Regions from separate parts of the Mus musculus genome. Here region 1 is linked to region 2. Evidence: chromatin contacts called from ENCODE POLR2A ChIA-PET data. All regions are on one chromosome and are shown on one strand. Each heading gives the region's core, a stretch centred on a gene start or an enhancer-like site at or near the end of the contact. The rest is flanking DNA. Distances are from core to core; before and after follow the strand shown.

Region 1 (5,479 bases), core at 1,362-3,861, 93 kb before region 2:
GGGGGAACGTTTCCTTTGGCTCCATTCACCTGGCCCTAATACCGGCCTTCAGGAAAGCTCGTAAAAGCTTCTAGAAAGGACAACGGGGCCTATGGAAAGAATTCAGTGAAGCAGTGTTCTATCCGGAGAGATAAAGAAGGCGATGACAGTGCTGTGAACCCAGCAGGCTTGGCGGTTTGCTCAAGCCTGAGTCCTTATAGACTTCAGCAGCGGTGCCCCAGAGGACGGCGCCCGAATTAGCACAATGTGCTGGGTCTGCACCCACAGTGGCCTCCAAGAGAGACAGAAAGGGGACCAGCAACACTGTCTTGTCACCGACCCAGGAATAACTGTGATGGTACAAGAACATGCCCATAGAACTTGTTCACAGCCGCAGCGTTGGGGACAGCCTCAGAGTGGAAACAAGGGCTCGTTCTCTGAATACCGATCAGTCAAGTATTCAGTCAAGCAACGAGGTTCTGCCGTGAAAGGGAACGAAGCATCCATCCTGCAGCAACACTCGAGTGGATTTCGAAGACACTTTTAGTGAAAAATTCCTCACACCAAAGGCCACACACCATTTTTAAAAATATGTATTTATTTATAAGTAATGTGCGGCATAGACAAAACCAGAGGGATAGAAACTAGATCAGTGGTTTCTAGGGAAGAGGAGGGGCGAATGGGAGCGACTCCTAACAAACACGTGGCTGCATTGTGGGTGAGGAAGCGGTCGGGAAATAGGTCGGTGAGGGCTACACAACCAGGAAAATATACTAAAACCCACCAAACCACACACACACACACACACACACACACACATATATATATATATATATATATATATATATATATATATATATATATATATATATATATATATATATATATATATATATATATACTTTTTCGGGACAGGGTTTCTCTGTGTAGCCCTGGCTGTCCTTCTGTCTACCTCTGTAGACCAGGTTGGCCTCGAACTCAGAAATCCACCTGCCACTGCCTCTCAAGTGCTGGGATTAAAGTTGTGCGCTACCACTGCCCGGCTAAACCACACATTTTAAAGAGACATGTGTCCTGGGAGTTGTGTCTCAACACAACTGCCATATAAAGAAAATACCCGTTGGATGTCTTGCGGAAATCTTTGTCATTTGGCTAGGGTTGTCGTCACTCTTTGTGTCCGCTCTTCCAGTTTTGCCCCTTTGTCATCCTTTCCCGCTCTAATAGACTGTTCTCATTTCAACAGTAAAGCTCAGAAGTCAGGCTGTACTGGGGGTGAGTTGGGTAAGCCCTGGGCCAAGGACTTTGGTTGCAGTGCCCCTCCCCCAACAATAATAATCAGATAAGGAACACTCTGCACTGCTGAAATGCTTTAAGTAATTTACACACTCAGTCCTTTACAGTGGCATGGACATTTGCAGTCTGTACGTTTTGTAGGAATTTAGTTGCCGGACAACACGGAGAGAGCTAAAGCAGTTAGAATTTTGTCAAGTTGTGCCCGTAAGTGGCTCTGGAAAATTTCATGTGGGCTGGAAAGGGTGATGGGGCCCCTGCAAATGGAAGGGCAGTTTTATGGGGGAGGGGGATGAAGAGAAAGAAATAATGAGATATATTTCTGTTCCTTCTGTGTGATTAGCATATTGATATCTATTTATTTTATTTTGACGATTCATCTGTACCTTGCAAATAAGCAGTTAACAAAAAATTGAAATAATGGCCATTTTCTAGAGAAAGAAAACTTTCCCTAGTCCAACATATACATGTAAGAAATGTGTTGATTAGTAAAATAAGTAGCTGGTTTATTCCTGTAGTAAACCTTCACATTTTAATCTACTTGCCTTTTATTGAACACTTTTCCCTCATGTGACTCTACCTTAGACCTGTCAGGAATTCTCCGTCAGCATTCCATCTCAGGAATGTTCCACAGAGTGTGGACCGCCTTTAATCCCTTCACTTGGGAGTCTAAGGCTTGCACAGGTCTCTGAGTTGGAGGGCAAGCCCCAGAGAGCAGCCAGGGTTGGTCTCAAAGTGAGATTTTGCATCTCTTTCCTGACCAAAAAACAAAAAACAAACAAAAAAAAAAAACCAAAAAAACCCGATTTATCTCGCCACTCCACAACAGATCCCAATTTAACGCTTATGTTTAATGATCATGTTTAATGCCGTGCTGTTTGTGAGAGTGCAAGCGAGTATATTCGCACAAGTGATTTCCAAGGCAAACACGGGGAAACAGAAAGGCTCAGTTCTAAACCCAAAAACTTGCTGTGGCCCTGGGCCGCTAGGGTTTTATCCTAGATCGTCAAGAGCCGGCCAGCGCAGGTTAAGTGGCGAGGGCTGAGCGACCTGCTGATCAGCGCATCGGATGAGAGTGCGAGCCGACCCACTACGCACCAGCAAGCATTCCCGTCCTGCCCCACGGCCCTTCATTGAAGAGCCCCCTGGGCGATCACGTGAAAGAGGCGTGCGAACCTCGTGACGTCACGCGGCCTAAGCCAATAGGAGCTTCTGTTTATGTAGGGACCTCCGACTCCTCACGACTCTCACTGCGCAGTCCGACGGAGCTCGCTGGAGCAGGAACCCCGTGGGGTGGGTTCGCGGGTGGCCTTCCGCAGCGGCGGCTCCGCCCACTCCCTTGCGTCCCCCTTCTTGGCCCTCGCCGCTGGCCGTGGCGGCCTGCTGGGTCCGCGTCCCGCCTCTACTCCCGGAGGACATGCAGAAGAGAGAATGAGCCAGAGGGACACGCTGGTGCATCTGTTTGCCGGGGGGTAAGGTCGCTGGGGCGCGCGGGCTGGAGGCCACGGGCCTGCGAAGGCCACGCCGAGCCTGGGCGGGGGCAGGGCGTGAGTCGCGGCCTAGCTCGTCCGGTACTGCGCGACAGCGGAGGCACACGGACCCGGACCTCGCGGAGGAGGCTCGGCCATGGCGACAAAATGGGAGCAGGCTCGGCCTCCCCGTCCCGCACGACTGGGCCTCACGTTGCCCACGTTCGCGGGCGACCTTGTTTCCGGCCGCCGCTGCGCCTTTGCTGCTGGCCGGCGTCGTAGCCGGCGGGGAAGGCGTTGCAGTGCTCGCCCGCGGTGCGCAGAGGTTATTTCCAGCTTCGGAAAATTTTCTCTCCCTTGCCTGCCCCGGTTTGCGGGAGATGGTGCAAAAGTGGCAGTGACTTTGAAATCAATCAATCTCTCTTTCTTTTCTTTTCTTTTCTTTTCTTTTCTTTTCTTTTCTTTTCTTTTCTTTTCTTGAGATGGGAAGGCAACCCCCTCCCCCCCCCCCCCGACCCTTCAGCACTGCCTGCTTTGGAGAAGGGGTATGGATGGTTTGAGAGAAGGCGACTACTAAATGAAATCATTATATATGTGTACAGGATTAGTGTGGAGCCCGAAGTCTGGTTTGCTGATCCCCCAGCTACAGCCATTTTGCTGAGCCAAGTTTGTTCCTCCATTCGATATGTTCCTTCCCAGTTATTTAGAGAAATAATAGAGCAACGTTAAGACTTTTACCTGCAAGACTATAAAGTTGTCACAAAAAATCGCTATGGTGAATTAACTTTTTAACCTATATAACAGAATAAAGTAGTATTTTAAAGTTTGGTGGTTTGATTCTTGGATCAGCCACTTTAAGGGATACATACATATATGTATGCATTCTTTGCATGGTTGTTTGCTTTGAGTTAATGTGTGGAGATTCTGTTGCCAATATGACAGTACTTTACATTGTTGTCACACATTTCATTCAACATTTATGATTCACCAATTTTGAACGGTCCACTATTCTGCCATTAAAGCAACTACTAATTTTATGAGGAGCAGTTTGCCTTTTGTGTTTCTAAAATGCTTCCTGCCAGTAAAGGGCTAATTTAATTTCTGCAGTACCTGTACTTGGCACCTGCTAGTCAAGTTCTCTGCCACTGGGCTCCATCCTCGGGCCCTTAGAACATTTTTTTTTCTGTTGTTTTGTTTTTGTTTTTCGAGACAGGGTTTCTCTGTGTAGCCCTGGCTGTCCAGGAACTGACTCTGTAGACCAGGCTGGCCTCGAACTCAGAAATCCGCCTGTCTCTGCCTCCAAAGTGCTGGGATTAAAGGTGTGTGCCACCACTGCCTGGTCCCTTAGAACATTTTATTAATCTCTCTTTCCCTCTCTCCTCCCCCCTCTTTCTCCGAGTGTGTGTGTTGGGGGGGGGGGCGGAGTAGGAGAAAGTAAGGATAGCATCTTGTAGTTGGATTTCTACTTGTAGTTAGATCTTCTGAAAGTTAGAAGACCATAGATGTAGTTCAGGTTGGTATTTTAATTTGTTTTGAGTTAAGAAATAGAAGTCTTTAATCACTTCTCCTGTAGAGCAGAGTTGACAATGGTCTCTTCTAGAGCCCTTGCGTGGCTCCTTTGTTATTCTTTGTCCAGGCATATGTGTGTGTGTAAGTTTTGTTAAAGCACATGCATGTGTAGGATATAAATGTTAGTCTGAATGTGGATTTTTCCAGTTGTACTAGGACATCACTGTGTTTATAAACACTTGTGAAGTTAGGCCATTCTATGTAGGCTTTTTGTTTCAGTTGAGAGCTGGAATGGAGAATTATTATGTACGGGATTCAAAAATATCAGTTCATTTCTTCCACTTCTCAAGAAGTCTAGTACGCACACAGTAGTAGAATGTTAAATGGGGCAAAGTACGTGTGTTGTGACTTCCCCTCCTTCCCATTGCATCTCATATTCGTACATAGTGGTTCCATATGTACATATACTCTGTAGAAGCAGTGTTAGGTGATAGCAAAGGGCATTTAATCAAAATACAGAAAACATACAGATGTCAAGACAAATACCCTAAGTTCAAACACTTTCATGCCTGTAAAATGAGGACTAAGTTATTGTAGACGTCTTGACAGTTACACAGTACATGAATTCTGTTTTGTGTAATGTTCTGGCAGTGTTGTATGTACTGAACATAGATAGATAGAGTTCAGGTGATGTTGGTAATGTTCTTAATTGAACATGTCTAAGTTATATATCAAAATTGTTTATTTTGGCAATAATTTAGTGTGTTCTTCATAATTGCTAGGTTTGTTTATTGTGATAGAATTATATACACTAGGAGTTGTGAAATTCACCGTACTACAGGAGAGGTGTGTCTTTGTAGGCTCTCTATGCCTGGGCTTCCTCACATACAGTTATTCTTTGGATTATGCTCAGTATACCTTAAAAGAACCAAGAGTAACCTTTCATAGTGGCATTTACTCTTAGGCCAGGGTTTTCTTAACACGGGAGCCTTTGAGTTCCTTTCCTGATAACTAAAATAGTGTATACTCAGGTGGGCTCATCAGGGTCCCAGAAAGATTTGGGGCTGTATTGTTAAATAGGAACGTTTGATACAGACCAGCACTCGTGCTTACTATAAGTCACCCTTTGAGCTCATTATGCCTTTGCCAGAGTTAATATTCAGAATTTATAAGGTCATTGGTTGGGTTAATTAAGTTACAGAGGCAAATCATCACGTAATTAAGGTTTAGTT
Region 2 (5,204 bases), core at 875-3,374:
AGGCTGGCCTTGAACTAAAAGATCTGACTGCCTCTGCCTAGTGAATGCTGGGGTTAAAGGCGTGCACCACCCACTGCCTGGTTTAACCGTCTGAGTCATCTCTCCAGTCCTTGAAAAGTCTTGCTTAAGTTCCTGTTTGCTGAGTTTTCCTCGGTTCTCATTTCACGATGTCCAGCTCTGTTAGCACCACAGCCGTGGTCAGAGCACGTACTCCAGAAATGTCCTGGGGAGGGAGGGGACTCGGGGGGACAAGGAAATGTGTGCATGGGTCACATTCCCTTCAGCAGCTCTTCTGTGCAGTCCCAAGAGCAGAGACACACAGGTACGGAGAGACAGACATGCAGATATAGATGAAGCAGCCCAAATAAAACCAAGAGCGCCACAAATACTTGCTCAGAATACCCCTCTGCCACACCACTGAGCTGTCCTAATCGACAAAGCATCATTGACTGCCTGGATCTCTGAAGCAGCTTCCAAGCTGGCCAGTGCTATTCATCCATCTATCCATCCTGCCACTGGATTATCTTTCTGGACAGCAAATCTGTGAAGGTCAAGAGGCCTGCCAAACTGATCTTGGGGAAAAGCCAAGCCCTTTGGATGCTCTCCAAGACCCTAAGTACCTACTCTCGTTTCATCTTACCTCCTGTTTTGGCTCCAGTCATACCACAGGCTGTTACAGGTACCTACCATGAGACTATGATGTCTCTGCATCTAGCAGCTCATTCATGCAGACACTTCCACAAGGAAACATTCTCAAATTGCCCTCCCCAGTCTGGGAGAGGTACCCTGGAGCCTTGGTCAACACATTTCCCTCACAGGGCTGAATTACAGGTGCTTATCTTCTGTGTACATGGGGGGAAAAAAAAGGACACTTTCTGAGGGGTGAGGTCAGTTAAGACTATGGAATGGACCTAATGTCAACTCTGGCATGGAAAGCAGGATGCCCTGGCCTGGAAGGAAGCCAACTTGGAGGTACAGAGCATCCCTCGCTCTGGCCACGCCCTCTTATCTCTGCGCTCTGGTTACCGAGGGAGCCGCCATCCTTCAGCGCTCTCGGTAGCCCTCTGATCGATGATCCTTCTCTCGGGCCTCAGGTGGTCAGGGGAAAAGCACCATGGAGCAGGTGCTGCGTGAAATTGGATTCTGAAAGATGAGTTGGAGTCTGGCCTCAGAAATAAAGTGTGGACATGTGTGTGCCTAAGGCAAGGGGGTATATTAAAGCATTCTCTTTCCCAGTCGTTGTTTCCCGCAGGCCTTCAATACAGGCTCCAAAGCTATCTGGCGACCGTGATGTCTCCTCTCTTCATCCCCGCCCCTAGGGACACCCACCGTGGCTCTCTAGGCACGCTTGAATGAATGGGGGAGGACCCATGCGCATGAATGAGCGCGTGTGTGAGCGAGTGTCTAGGCTAGCCAGTCCGCAGATGAGTGAATGGCGTCCGCGCCACTTCGGCCCAGGGGCGCGGGCGAGGGTTCCACTTCCCTTTCCCGCCAGCTGGTGGCCTCCAGAAGGTGGCAGAGCCGGCAGCGGCCCGAGCTGGGACGGCCGGGGCGCGGGATGGTGGGGGAAGGGGCGTTCCCGGCGGCCGCGCCTTCCGCGGCTATTGGATTAGTGGCCTTCAGGGATGAGCTCAGCCGGATCGGCTTTCAGCTGCAGCCTCCGGGCCGGCCGGGAAGGCGGGGAGCGAGCGGCCGTGGAGGAGGAGGGGGAGGCGGCGGCTGCAGCATCCAGAGCTGGCCCTGGCGGTCGGCGCGCCCGGCGCACAAAGGCGCTCAGCCCCTGGGGAAGGCAATGAGCGCACAGCTGCCCGGGCCCTGGCCACCACTGCAGCCCTCGCGGCGTGTGCTCAGTGCTCTAGGGAAGAAACCCGGTGCTCCGGGGACGGGCGGCCGAGGTGCGGCCCGTGTGCCCTGAGCGCGGGACTCGTCGCTCTCCAGGTCAGGCGCCAAGCTTTAGGGCCATCAGGGCAAGGGCTTCCGCATCTCGCTGAGATCAGCGCAGTGGGGCACTTCACTACTCGGGACCGGACCTCGGCGGCCTCTCCCGAGCGTCAACTTCTCCAAGAACGTCCCTAACTCCAGGGCACCCTGCGGAGCGAGAGGGCGCTGCCGCCGGATACAAGTCGAGAGGACGCGCCGCTGGTTGAGAAGCAGCAGCCAGCATCCGCGGGGTCGCTCGGGCGCCCCTGCGTGGGCGGCAGTGGCAGCAGACCTCTCTCCCGGGAGTCCCGGACCTGCCAGCGCTGGGGATTCCTCCCAGGCAGGCGCTCGCCCTCTCTTTTATGGTAAGTGTTCTCCAGCTCCTGCTAAGGGGTGATCGTCCGCCAGTACCGGTCACACTCGGTGCTCTTGGGGGACTCTCTGGTTCCGGTCCGTGGGAATGTCTCTGTGAATTATGGCATTCCGAACTGGTTGGTTTGCGCCCAGCCTCGGGCGTTGCGTTGAGGTCAGCCTCTGGTACTGTAGGTTTGAAACCGCTGCTCTCCCTGTAGTGGAGACAACACACACAAATTGAACCCAGACTCAACCGACTATGTTCCGGTCGTATATCCGTCACTCTCTGGGGTGACCTTGGGCCAGGTGCCACAACCACGGTTTCCTCATCCATAAGATGGGGGTGATAGTGTGCCCTTTTTTACTAGAGTGTTGGAGGAACTGCTGGGGTGGTGCGGAGACCCGCGTCTGGCATTCAGAAAGCACTTAGATACTAACTAGCGTTATTAGCCTTGTGAGTCCAAGCACATCATCCAATTTCGCAGAGCTGCCTCATCTGAGTGGCGAGGACTAATTTCTGGGGGTCTGCTCGTCTGTGGCTTTTGGAGCTGTGGGAGTAAAGCGTCTAGCACTCAGCAGCCGCTGGTGGTGATTGTTCGTCTCCGACGCTGGGGCAGGGAAGACTGATTGCCGGGTCCGGGAGTCGCTCGCGCACGGTTCCCAGCCTGGCTGCGAGACAAACTTGGAGAGAATAGGTGGCTCCGGATTCTGCTCTGGGAAGCAGGGAGGAGGAAGCCAAAGCCCGGAGTGCGGCAAATAAGTCCAGGAAAAACAAGGGACCCCAAACTCCCGGCTAGAAAGGCCCAGGAAGTGTGATTCCCACCGCCCCGTGGCCAAGCGAGAGCTGCTGAGTCAAGAAGAGAGAAGAGAGCACGTTTGTGTGGCTCTATCTAGAACTTTCAGTCCTGCAGTCCCGGGCTTGGATTTGAATTCGGCTTTCAGCTCCATCCCGCGGTGTGACCTTGAGCGATTCTTCTAAGGTCCGCTGCTCTGTGCTTCCCCTCGCCCTCCTCCCCTCCCCCTTTCTTCCCCTTCTCCTGGTTCCTCTCCCTCCCTACTCCAGGAATTGGTGTGAACATCTCTTATCCTTCCATTCATCTGCCCCTAACAGTTGTTGAGCCTATCTAGATTTAGAAGAGATAAGGGGAAAGTTCACTTCCCACTGTGCCCTGTGGAAAGCGACTAACCCCTGAGGCTTCCTGTCTGTTTCCTCACTTTGGCACCTCTGTCTTTCAACTAAAGCCTGCAGTTTCTATTGCTCAGGGTGATGGAGGATCTTTCAACCTCGCTGCTCCACTCGCTCTCCCAATTGGTTTTGGGCTGCCCGATAAACCCTCTATGCAGAACAACAAAATGTCAAAAGTGTGGTATAGACATCCTTTACAGACGGCCACAGTTTTTGAGACACACACCCTGAATCCATGTTTCAGATTTCCACAGCAAGGACGGTAAAAAGAATTTAAGCCACTTCTGGCAAGCTGCGAACAAAATTAGATTCACCAGCTATGCCATGCAAATATCTCTTCAGTTTTCATTTCTCTTCGACTTTAAGGATATTCAGTGACATAGAAATAAAATCTGCAAGGAAAAACCAGAAGAAGTCAAAAGTCACGGCAGAGCTGGGAAAGAAATGCTACTTACTGCAGTGGCTTCGTAGCTTCCAATTGGGAACCGATTTGGGGTGTCTGTGTGCTGGGAGTGGAACCTAGGGCTCTGTGCATACAAGATAAGCACTCCACCCCTAAGCTCTAGCCTCAGCTTAAAATGTATAAAGAATCAAGACAAGGAAGAGCCCCAAAGGACAAAGACTACAGACAATTTACCCAGAGAGAGTGAAACAGAAATAACACATATGCGCCTTACCTCAATAAGAAAAACGTGTGCTAAAGCCAGAAGATTCAGTTTTTCAGATATCAGATTGGCAAATAGTAATGGCCATTCACTAGCAAGAAGGATTTATCCTCAAAAATGTAAATAGTCCAAATTCCTTTCTAAAGCTAGAACTTCCTCGAGACTACTAGGAGTGAAGACTGGGCCTGCCCTCTAGGCCTGGCTTTCACTGACCCCACCTTCTTTTCTGTCACTTCCCCCTTCCCCACCCCTGAAACCCTGGCCTAAGATCTTGGTTTTGCTCCAACACTCCAGGGCTTATTCCTTTCCTGACTTCCATTCCTACCCCAAGTTGGTCACAGGATCGGAACCTTGTCATGGAAGCATGTCCCAGGATGTGGCTAAGGCTCAGGCCTGAGGCAAGGTCTTTGCCCTTTGAGAGAAAGACCCAGTCAACACCCCCATGCTCCAGTTAATTTTTTTCTAAGCCGGCTGGCTCAGCTGGCTCGCCGCCACACATCGGTGCTCCTGAAAGGGCCCTCCTCTGTTGGCACGGTAACAAAAGATCTCCAGGAGCTCCCTAGATAGAACAAGAAACTGGATGTGGAAAATCAGGAGGTTAGAGGGACCTAGCTAGGTCCATTAGAAGTCTTTCCTGGTAATCATTTTTTTTTTTTTCAAAAAAAAAAAAGTACTTAATGTCTGCACTTAACTTGTGTGAACATGATCACTCATACTTGGCAAAAAGATCAATAATAAAAAATTAAGAATCTAGCAGCACATTTGAATAAAACATGGTCCCTCCATGTGGGGGGCTGCCTTTCTTTCCTGCTGCTGCTCAGAAACAGGCATCGGTTCTGAAGTTGCAGAAAGCATCAGTTAGGCCTATCCTTTGGGAAAGACCCCAGCTGAGCTGTCATAAACTTTGTGGAGTGTTGATTGCATGGGAATCTTGCTTTGCACATTGAATTTGGAACTTAATCCACGTTTCAAATGTATACTTCAATTGTGAAAAAACAAAACAAAAACAAAAACCTTGATGGTAAAAACACAAATTATTCAGTCCAACAACCTTTTTTTTTTGGAGATGGCTCTCACCT

What was found. ChIA-PET counts read pairs that join two places held with the same protein, here RNA polymerase II (POLR2A).
Region 1: POLR2A ChIA-PET joins it to region 2 with 10 read pairs in Patski. The contact joins the promoter of Slc25a36 here to the promoter of Spsb4 in region 2. POLR2A ChIA-PET finds 5 or more read pairs at or near these places in 3 of 5 experiments (Patski and embryonic stem cell).

The regions. Positions count from the first base shown.
Region 1 is chr9:97,108,173-97,113,651 of GRCm38, reverse strand. It overlaps Slc25a36 (solute carrier family 25, member 36), which reads left to right and starts at 2,611. Exons shown (of 7, transcript NM_138756.4): 1 at 2,611-2,741. The coding sequence starts at 2,701.
Region 2 is chr9:97,015,275-97,020,478 of GRCm38, reverse strand. It overlaps Spsb4 (splA/ryanodine receptor domain and SOCS box containing 4), which reads left to right and starts at 2,124. Exons shown (of 3, transcript NM_145134.3): 1 at 2,124-2,285. Gm16010 (a long non-coding RNA gene) reads right to left here. Exons shown (of 3, transcript XR_871043.3): 1 at 4,138-5,204; 2 at 2,713-3,852; 3 at 1-2,486.